Regions from separate parts of the Homo sapiens genome. Here region 1 is linked to region 2. A link is a loop called in an ENCODE intact Hi-C map of the cell type or tissue named here. Cell type or tissue: Caco-2. All regions are shown on one strand. Links, peaks and the distances in the headings refer to the core of each region. The heading gives the core; the rest is flanking DNA.

Region 1 (4,389 bases), core at 196-4,195, 230 kb after region 2:
CCCAGTATATGAGCAAGACAAAGCTGCCAAGCAGGGACCTCCTTGCAGGGGCCACCCCTCAGAGTAAAGAGGCTCTACTGGAGGTAACAGTGCCCAGGGGAGCTAGCTGAGGGAGAGCCAGCCTTTTTGGCAAGCCACCACAACTAAAAACAAGGCTGCCCTGCCAAGCCACACAAGTCTGAAACTCACCGTGCTGTTTCCACGATGCTGTTTCCATAGCTCTTTAGGACCTGTTCGTCCAAAGGCTGGTGGTGGTGAGAAATAAAATGGAAATTGTCGCAAATGAAGCTTTTAGAGTGGGTTTTCTCTCTCTTGCTAAAGCCTCTCACTGCAGCTTGAATTCAGGATATGCACAAAGAGATACTGGAGGACAGTCTTTGGGGGTGGGTAGGGGAAGGGGTCACTCAAGTAATCAGCTTTTAAAATGCAATTTAATACAAATATTGATTGAATACCTGCTGTGTACAAGGCTCTCTTTGGGGATGTGGGCTCTGAACCAGAGTAAGATGTGGGCAAGAGACCCTCTGAGGCTAGAGCTGCCTCTGAGAGCCCTCCAAGGGGAGCCAGGAGAGGCCTCAGTTCATTTAACATGCAAATGTGAGCAGCATCCTCTCCAGGCAAAGCTTCATTGCTCCTGTTTCGTTATAGCTTCTTCCTTCCCAGGGAATGAAGCTTCCCAAGAGAAAACCCACATTTTCAAGCTGCACTGTTGATTGGTCACGATCTCCCCACCCCCACGTGCCCCTTCTTAGCTAGACTCCATTGTAATAGCTGGTGACTTCTCCCCGGTTCACAGGATTTCATGTGGTTCACCTACAAGCCTCATTTCATTTTATAGTCACTATTTTCTCAGCCTTCCCTAACAGCAGATGTGGCTGAAGTAGCTATTTCTCAGATTGGGTTACCCAGAAAGTATCTTTGATATACAAAAGGCTATTTATTCTCTTCCACCATGCATATCCCAGGCTCACGCTAAGCCTTTATATTTTATTCATTAAGTCAGTCCTCAAAATCCTGATGACAGCTCAGGCAGTAGATCAGAGAAGGAAACAATTTTTCCATTTTCCACCTGGGAGGTGGAGTTCCACGTGCCATCACCAAGTAAGGGTGGGGTTGCCTCTGTGAGCAGCCTCTCCACAGGCTGCTTTGCTGTCTTCATAGTTTGGGGGTGGCAGGAAATAAAGATGGCTGAGCACCTGCAGCTGCTTCTTCCGGAGCAATCATGAGGTAGTTTCTGGTGTCCTGTCCCAGCTCATACATGCTGCGTTGCTTGTGGGTGGTGATGGCTGAGGTGTGGCCTTGTCCCTGGCTGGGTGGTCCCAACTTCTCTATTGCTGGCTGGGTGGCATCCAAGTCTACTCTCTGGCCCTCCTGGAGATTCTTCAAATTCCCTAGAATAATGCAAGAAATTCACCCCTCGCTTAAACTAGACAGACAGGGCTGTTAGGATAGGAGGGGAGATTCCACCAGTCCCAATTAGTCCAATGGTAAATTGTTCCTCCAAACAATGGACAATTAAAAAGAATGCTTGAGAGAAGGACAGTGCCTGTGACCAGCTTGGGATCTGGGGTTTTAGCCTGGGTGTCACGTGAAAATTTTTGACAGTTTTGTCTATAAAGCCTCATTTACTAATAATAGACTTTTAGAACCCATTACATGCGAAAAAAACAAAAGAATCCAGATGGAAGAATGTGAAGTCAGCTATGGAGTAATTCACTTCTTAGCTGGACCCTTGTCTTTTAAAGGGCTTCTATCACCTACAAATTGTAAACCAAAAGTAAAATTCCAAGCCTCCCAACTGACTGAATAGGCTCTCCTCTTGGCCACGGAGACCCAAAGAAACCAGAAAAACCAGTTTAGGCCATGACGGGAAGCAGGGAGGGTCAGACATACCTCATCACACCCTCCTCCCTTTGGAGTTCAGGCACAGCTGACCAGCATTAACATTAAATTAGGGATCCTGAGACGGACAGAACAGACTCCTAATAGCAATAAGAGACCAAGCTTCAACCTGACCCCAGCATAGCATCACATGACAGATAGCAGGCCCTGAAAGAAATCCAAGTATTTTACTCCAAAATAGATTCAGCTGTCTCGTGTGGGGGAAATTTGCATTCTGTAGAGAATCTCCTTCCCTGACTAGGTCTCTCCAGAGTCTGACACCTTTGATAAGAGACAAATTCACATCCATTCTTTCTGCAGCCTGGAGGCTTCATCTACATGATAAGAACCTTAGCTTCCACAATCCTCTCCCCCAACCCACCTTTACCTTACCACAAGCTGCTTTCAACTCTTCAGGCAGAGCTTAGCCCTTTCAACCAATTGCCAATCAGGAAATCTTTAAATCCACCTGTGACGCAGATGCCTCCACTTCAAGATGTCCCACCTTTCCAGGCCAAACCAATGTATACCTTATACATATTGATTTTTGTCTTTGCCTGTTCTGTCTCCCTAAAATTTATAAAATCAAACTGTAACCCAACCACCTTGGGCACAGGTTCTCAAGATCTTCTGAGGTTATGTCATGGGCCATGATCTTTAACCTCGGCAAAATAAATCTCTAAATTGATTGAGATCTGTCTCAGATACTTTTTGATTAACAAAGCAAAGCTAATGGAAATAACTAGATTTCAAGGATGTGGAATAGCCTGACTCCCAGTCCAGCATTACTTGCCCTCGCTGCTGTCCAAGCAGGAGACCAGGCAGTGCGCTGCTCAGACCAGCCGTCACCTGAACACAGACCCACAGGCCTGCCCACCCTGCCGGGCCTTGCTGCAGCTCTTCCCCAGGACCGCATGGACGCCCTTGCGTCTTTGCAACACTGTGTCCATGAAGACAAGAACAGCTTCCAGAGGCTTTGCCTGCGTGAGGGTTGATAGTCACCTGTGGAGGTGTGTGTCCCACGTAGTGTCACAGGGCAGGGGAGAGCCTGGGCCCTCTGTGAATAGCTGCATTTAAGAGCTGAGTGCAGCTGACGAGGTGCACTGGAGGCCTCTCCTTTAAGGAAATCCAGTACAAGAACAGAGAGGGCTGAAGTAGGAGTGGGTGTAAGAGAGATAGTAATCTACTTCATAAAACTGTCTGCCCGAAGCCACTTATCCACATTTTCAGGATGATTTAATTCATTAAAAATTTCACTTATCACAACCTTTCTGGGACATGTCTACTCAATGTGAGGCATGAATGTAAGCATATGTAAATAATTCCTAAATAGAAGCAATGAATCCATGGACATTGTGACCCTAAAGAGGAATCTCCAGGCTTGATTTTGCAGAGAATGTGGGGATTCTGGTGATGACTCATGAAAGAGTGGGACTTTGTAGGAAGACTGCTCCCTGGGGCACTGCAGGAAACCACCCAAGACGCAGCCCTATTAACTATCGTCAGTGGTGAACAGGCCTGTCTGAGTCCACTGAACTTCTTTCTAACACATTCTAAAATATTAGTTATCAAAGTACATATTCATTAGTAATTCTGGAAAATTCAGGAAAACCCAAAGAAGAATATTAAGTATTTCCATTATTCAGGAATACCCACTAGTAATGTATTTTTCCTTTTCTCTTTTTCTTTCTTTGTCTTTCTTTCTTTCTCTCTTTCTCTTTCTTTCTTCTTTCTTTTCTTTCTTTCTTTCTTTCCTTCTTTTTTTAGCATGCTCCTTTCAACTGATAATATATCATAATTCTTTTTGGATGTTATTCATTATTTTTCTATAATGACTTACTGAAATTTGGTTATTGGTTGGGTGCAATGGCTCACACCTGTAATCCCAATTCTTTGGGAGGCTGAGGCAGGTGGATTGCCTGAGCCCAGGGGTTCAAGACCAGCCTGGGCAATATGATGAAACCCCATCTCTACAAAAAATTAGCTTAGCTGGGCATGGTGGCATGTGCCTGTAGTCCCAGCTACCCTGGAGGCAAGGTGGGAGAATCACCTAAGTCCAGGAGATTGAGGCTGCAGTGAGCCATGATCATGCAACTGCACTCCAGTCTGGGTGACAGAGTGAGATCTTATCTCAAAAATAAAATGAAATAAATTTGGTTATTACAACAGCTTTAATATTGATAGCATCTTTGTTTCACCACTTAAGAGCCAGCTATTTGACTGAATTCGATTCTTAGGGCTGCTGTAACAAATTATTACAAACTGGGTAGCTTAAAACAACGGAAACTCATTCTTTCTCAGTTATAGAAACCATAAGTCCAAAATCCAGGTGTCAGCAGGGCCGTGTTCCCTCTGAAGGCTCCAGGAGAGAACCTTTTCCAGCCTCTCCCAGCTTCTGGTGGCTGTCCACATTCCTTGGCTTGTGGCCACATCACTCCAGTCTCTAACCCTGTCTTCACATGGCCTTCTCCTCTTGTCTCTTATAAGGAGACTTATCATTGGGTTAGG
Region 2 (4,389 bases), core at 171-4,170:
TAGTAGTACAGCACTTGGAGTTAATCAGAAAAAGTAAAGAAAAAAATGACTTAAGAGAATTATCATGATCCCCATCAAAAGCAGCTAATTATTCAAAGTAGCAACTGAAGGATTTTTATAAAGGGATATTAAAAGTGGTTCTGAACAGATACGTCTGTATTTGTCAGGCTTCTCCAGAGAAACAGACCCAGTAGGAGATATGTATATATATGAAAGAACAGATTTACTATGGAAATTGGCTCACACAGTTATAGAGCCTGAGAAGTCCCACGGTATGCAAGCTGGAGAACCAGGAAAGCCAGTAGTGTAATTCAGTCCAAGTTCAAATGCCTAAGAACGAGGGGAGCTGATGGTGTAGCTCTAACTGGAGGCTGAAGGCCTGAGGGGAGTTTGAGGGACAACCAGGGGCTCCAATGTCTGAATACCATAGAAGATGGACATCCCAGCTTCAGAAGAGAAAGAATTCACCCTTCCTCCACCTTCTTGTTCCATATGGACCCTCATTGGATTGGATGATGCCTTCCCACATGGAGAGAGAGAGATCTTCTTTGCTCTGGCTGATTCAAATGCTGTCTCTTCTGGAAACCCTTTACAGACACACCTAGAAATAATGTTTCACCAGCTCTTTGGACATCCCTTATCCCAGTCAAGTTGACACATACAATTAAACATCATAAGCTCTGAGCCTTACTGCAGGGCAGAAATGCAGAAATTGTGTGCATTACCTTTCTACACAAACTTTCTTAATACTTTCAGAAAAACTAAGGAGAACTTTAGGCCCCATTGGCCTGTGTCAATTGTGGCTGAGAAGTCTGCAACAGGATAATGAAGTCTTGCGAACCAGGCTGTGTTGGAGTCAGAGAATTGGTATGGGTGTGGTCACCGAAATCAGCTAAGGAGGCCCCTAATCTGTGCTGTCGGCTCTCCTGACTACCTAAGTGCAGGAGTTGGGTCTGTAAACCACAGTGACTGAGACAGATCTCAATTGATTTCGAGGCTTATTTTGCCAAGGTTGAGGAGGCACCAGAGAAAAAGAAACATAAATCACAGTAGAATCTGTATCCTATGCTTTTTCCAGATAGAGTTTTGGGAACCTCAGTGTTTAAAGGGGAAAGAGCAATCAGGAGGGGAAGAAAAAGGAAAAATAAAAGGAGGGAGGGTAGGCAATGAGACAAGTGGTTACAATTCTTGTGAGGCTCTGTGAATCTACATTTTACACCTGAAAAGAAAGCGGAGGAGTCAATTAAGCATTAGTCTGGCACTCAGCAAATCTACATTTTACATAAGAGAAAGTCAGCCTGCGAAATTACAGCTGTCTTGGAACAAAAGGAAGGGAGTTTTTGCATGACTCAGTTTCCAAGCTTAACTTTTCCCTTTGGCATAGTGAGTTTGGAGTCCCGAGATTTTATTTTCCTTTCACAGGCCTTTCCACTGTGGTGTTTTCTTCTGTTTTTTGTTTGTTTGTTTGTTTGTTTTTTGCTTTTTGGGTTTTTTTGGGGGGTGGGGTGGGGTGTGGGACAGAGTCTCATTATGTCCCCTGGGCTAGAGTGCAATGGTACGATGTCAGCTCACTGCAACCTCTGCCTCCCAGGTTCAAGCGATTCTCCTGCCTCAGCCTCCTGAGTAGCTGAGATTATAGGCACATGCCACTACACCTGGCTGATTTTTGTATTTTTAGTAGAGATGAGGTTTCACCATGTTGGCCAATCTGGTCTTGAACTCCTGACCTCGTGATCCACCCACCTCAGCCTCCCAAAGTGCTGGGATTACAGGTGTGAGCCACCACGCCCGACCTTTTCTTCTGTTTATGCAGTGGCATGGAGCAGTCCCTCTAAGAGGGCTGACCCAGGTATGAGTCATTCAGTCAGCCTGAGGGTCCAAGGGCTGCTCCATGGTGAGGCAGACATCCAGAAGGGTCCAGAGGGAGAATCTATGGCAAGAGACAGCAGTCTAGAGGGATGGAAGTGGTGGCAGAAAAGCTGGCTTTTAAAAGGCAAGTTTTTATTCTAGGCTGACTTTCTCTTATGTAAAATGTAGATTTGCTGAGTGCCAGTGAATTTATAATTTTAGAAACCCATCAGGGAGTTTCTAGATGAGTTTCTAAGAAGTCTAAGAAATGTCCAGGAAGGCCCTTAGCCACCTCGTGGAAATTGGGAGAGAAGAAATGTGTGCAGAGAAAAGAGGGATTTTTGATGCAGAGAAAAAGAACAGGTGTGTCCCGGCTGCTGGCTCTGAGTAACCCGTCTAATCTCACTGTACAGAACGTACCTGCACTTTATACTAACAATGAGTGCCATTCAGCGTGCCATTTATGATGTTCACAGTGGCCTTCCTTGGTGTGGTCCCTGAAGCCCTGCAAAGCAGGGACTGTGCGGTCTGAACCAAACAGGGGCCCCTGGGAATAGGGTAGCGTGTTCTGATACCTGAGCTGGTAGTAGAGTCAGAGCAAGAACAAAAGCCCCAGCGAGCAATCTGGGTTCAACCCCTGTCACCTTAGCTCACGTGCCTGCATTGTGAAGTTCACGGTAATAGCTTGACTGCATTCTCGCCATGGTTCTGGGTCAATAAATCAGTCAGTAAGCACTGGGTGAGTAAGTAGTGCAGAGCAAAGTCTGAGCTTGGTGCCACAAGTGGATAAAAAAGAAATAGATGACTCAACCTCTGCTTATAGGGAGGCTCTGATCTAGCTGAGATAGCACAGAAATATTTGGAGAATGACTCTAGTGCAGAACTGAAGGTGCAGAATGACTCTGAAACGTTGCTGCACAGCAGGGTCCAAGAAAGGAGAGGGCAGTGCCAGCTGGGTATGCCAGGAAGGCTTTTGGGAGAAAAATACTGGCCAGGGTCTGGGAGAATCAGCAAACATGCCTGAGGGTAGAAAACCAGTGTCCCAGGACAGGGACCCTGTGCAGCCCTGGGGTGGGCTGGGTGGGACCGAGCCGGCAGTGCCTGCAGGGATGATGGGCACCAGAGCACAGCTCTCAGCCTATGTGTCCCGGAGCTCTGGGCGCTCCCAGGTGTCCTCACTGCACCGTGGTAGCTCCTGTCTCATGGAGCCACCTGTCCTAGCACAACAGCTCCAATCACTGCTATTAGAACAGATCCAAGGGGCAGGCTGGGAGGGTGTTAGGTTCAAAAAGGAGCACTATGTAGAAGCAAGAAAAGAGATGAAAGTTTTGCTCCTATCTGCATCTGGCCAGAGAGCAGACTTTGATTTGCAACACCGTGTGGTCTCTGCAGGATTACGAAAGGGAAGAGGGGGTGGGCGGAAGGCTCTCCTCCCCAGTGCATCATTTTCAGTTTTGTCTTTTACTTTCAAAGAAAGCTGTCTTTCTGACACTGCATTCTGCCCTTTCTGACCCATGTCCCATATTTAAAGGCTTCACATAGACTATATAATCCAAGTTATCCCTCTGTGGAGAAAGTGGCTATGAGAATTAGAGAGACAAAGGGTGTGCTTGTGGGAATGGGATGTAACGTCAGAGCAGGTTCAACCTTACAGCTGTGCAGTCCAGTTAGTCAAATATTAATGAGTCAATTTAATTAAAGATTAGGTCCTCTGTTGCACTAGCCATCCTGCAAAGTCACATGTGGCGAGTGTTTTCATACTGGATAGCACCACAGAAAGTTCTGTTGGGCATCATTGCCACTTGGACCAAGGGATCAACTGCTTTCTGGGTGGGAGAACTGAGGCACAGGGAACCACGGCTTGGACTCCAAACTTAGTGCTCTGATCAGTGTGTTGTCCAAAGCTTCCAGCAGACAAGGATTCAGACCACACAATTCAGGAGCAATAAGATGGCTGGAGTGAACAACAAGTTTCCCTTGACTTTAGAAGAAAAAGATCTCTAAATCCTGGAGATGATTACATGCTTTTCCTGAGGGCTGAGGAAAGAGGAGAAGCAGTTGGTTTGTTTTCAATTAGCCACCCTCCTCCTTTTTCTAAGAAGAGGAAAGTCACTGCCAGGTCACAGGGCTCGGAGCCAGGGTCAGCAGAGGGGCTGGTCGGAGCACCTGAGCCAAGTGGGCTGAGACTCTGATCCTCGTGAGTGTCACCTGCCACCAAATGCTCTCTCCTGGGCTCTGCCATTTGGTTTTTTATGTCTGCACTGTGCTGACCCTTCCATCTCCCAAGCACCCAATGTTCACCGCCCCTCCTTGGCATGTGTGCCCCCTCCACCCAACACACGCCCTCTAGCGCAGGGCGGGATGGGGGCCGCCTGCAGCTGGGCCCTGAACTTCAAAGTTGGGAGAACCTGAGTCACTCATCCCAGCAAGGTGGGCTTCCAAGAAACCCCACTCCCACACTACCCCTGTCTTCCCATAGGTTGTCCCTGGGTCCTGTTAGAATCTCAGAGAGACATGGGACTACGAGTTATCCAAATTCAG

What was found. Peaks named below come from ENCODE experiments on the same cell type or tissue, not always from the same donor. Only the 100,000 strongest peaks of a DNase experiment are listed, where the experiment ranks them.
Region 1: it touches region 2 in a loop (2.0-fold over the local background); 1 of 110 quality-filtered maps calls a loop at or near these places.

The regions. Positions count from the first base shown.
Region 1 is chr1:229,091,898-229,096,286 of GRCh38, forward strand. It overlaps LINC02815 (long intergenic non-protein coding RNA 2815), which reads right to left. Exons shown (of 5, transcript NR_186727.1): 3 at 190-1,391. Among named protein-coding and RNA genes, the nearest start is that of LINC02815, 61 kb to the right of the region's middle. RefSeq lists enhancers at 1-528, 529-1,460. In Caco-2, for the core only: no CTCF peak of the experiment used is centred there; a DNase peak (open chromatin) is centred at 1,864.
Region 2 is chr1:228,858,725-228,863,113 of GRCh38, forward strand. No RefSeq gene overlaps it. Among named protein-coding and RNA genes, the nearest start is that of RHOU, 130 kb to the left of the region's middle. In Caco-2, for the core only: no CTCF peak of the experiment used is centred there; a DNase peak (open chromatin) is centred at 2,547.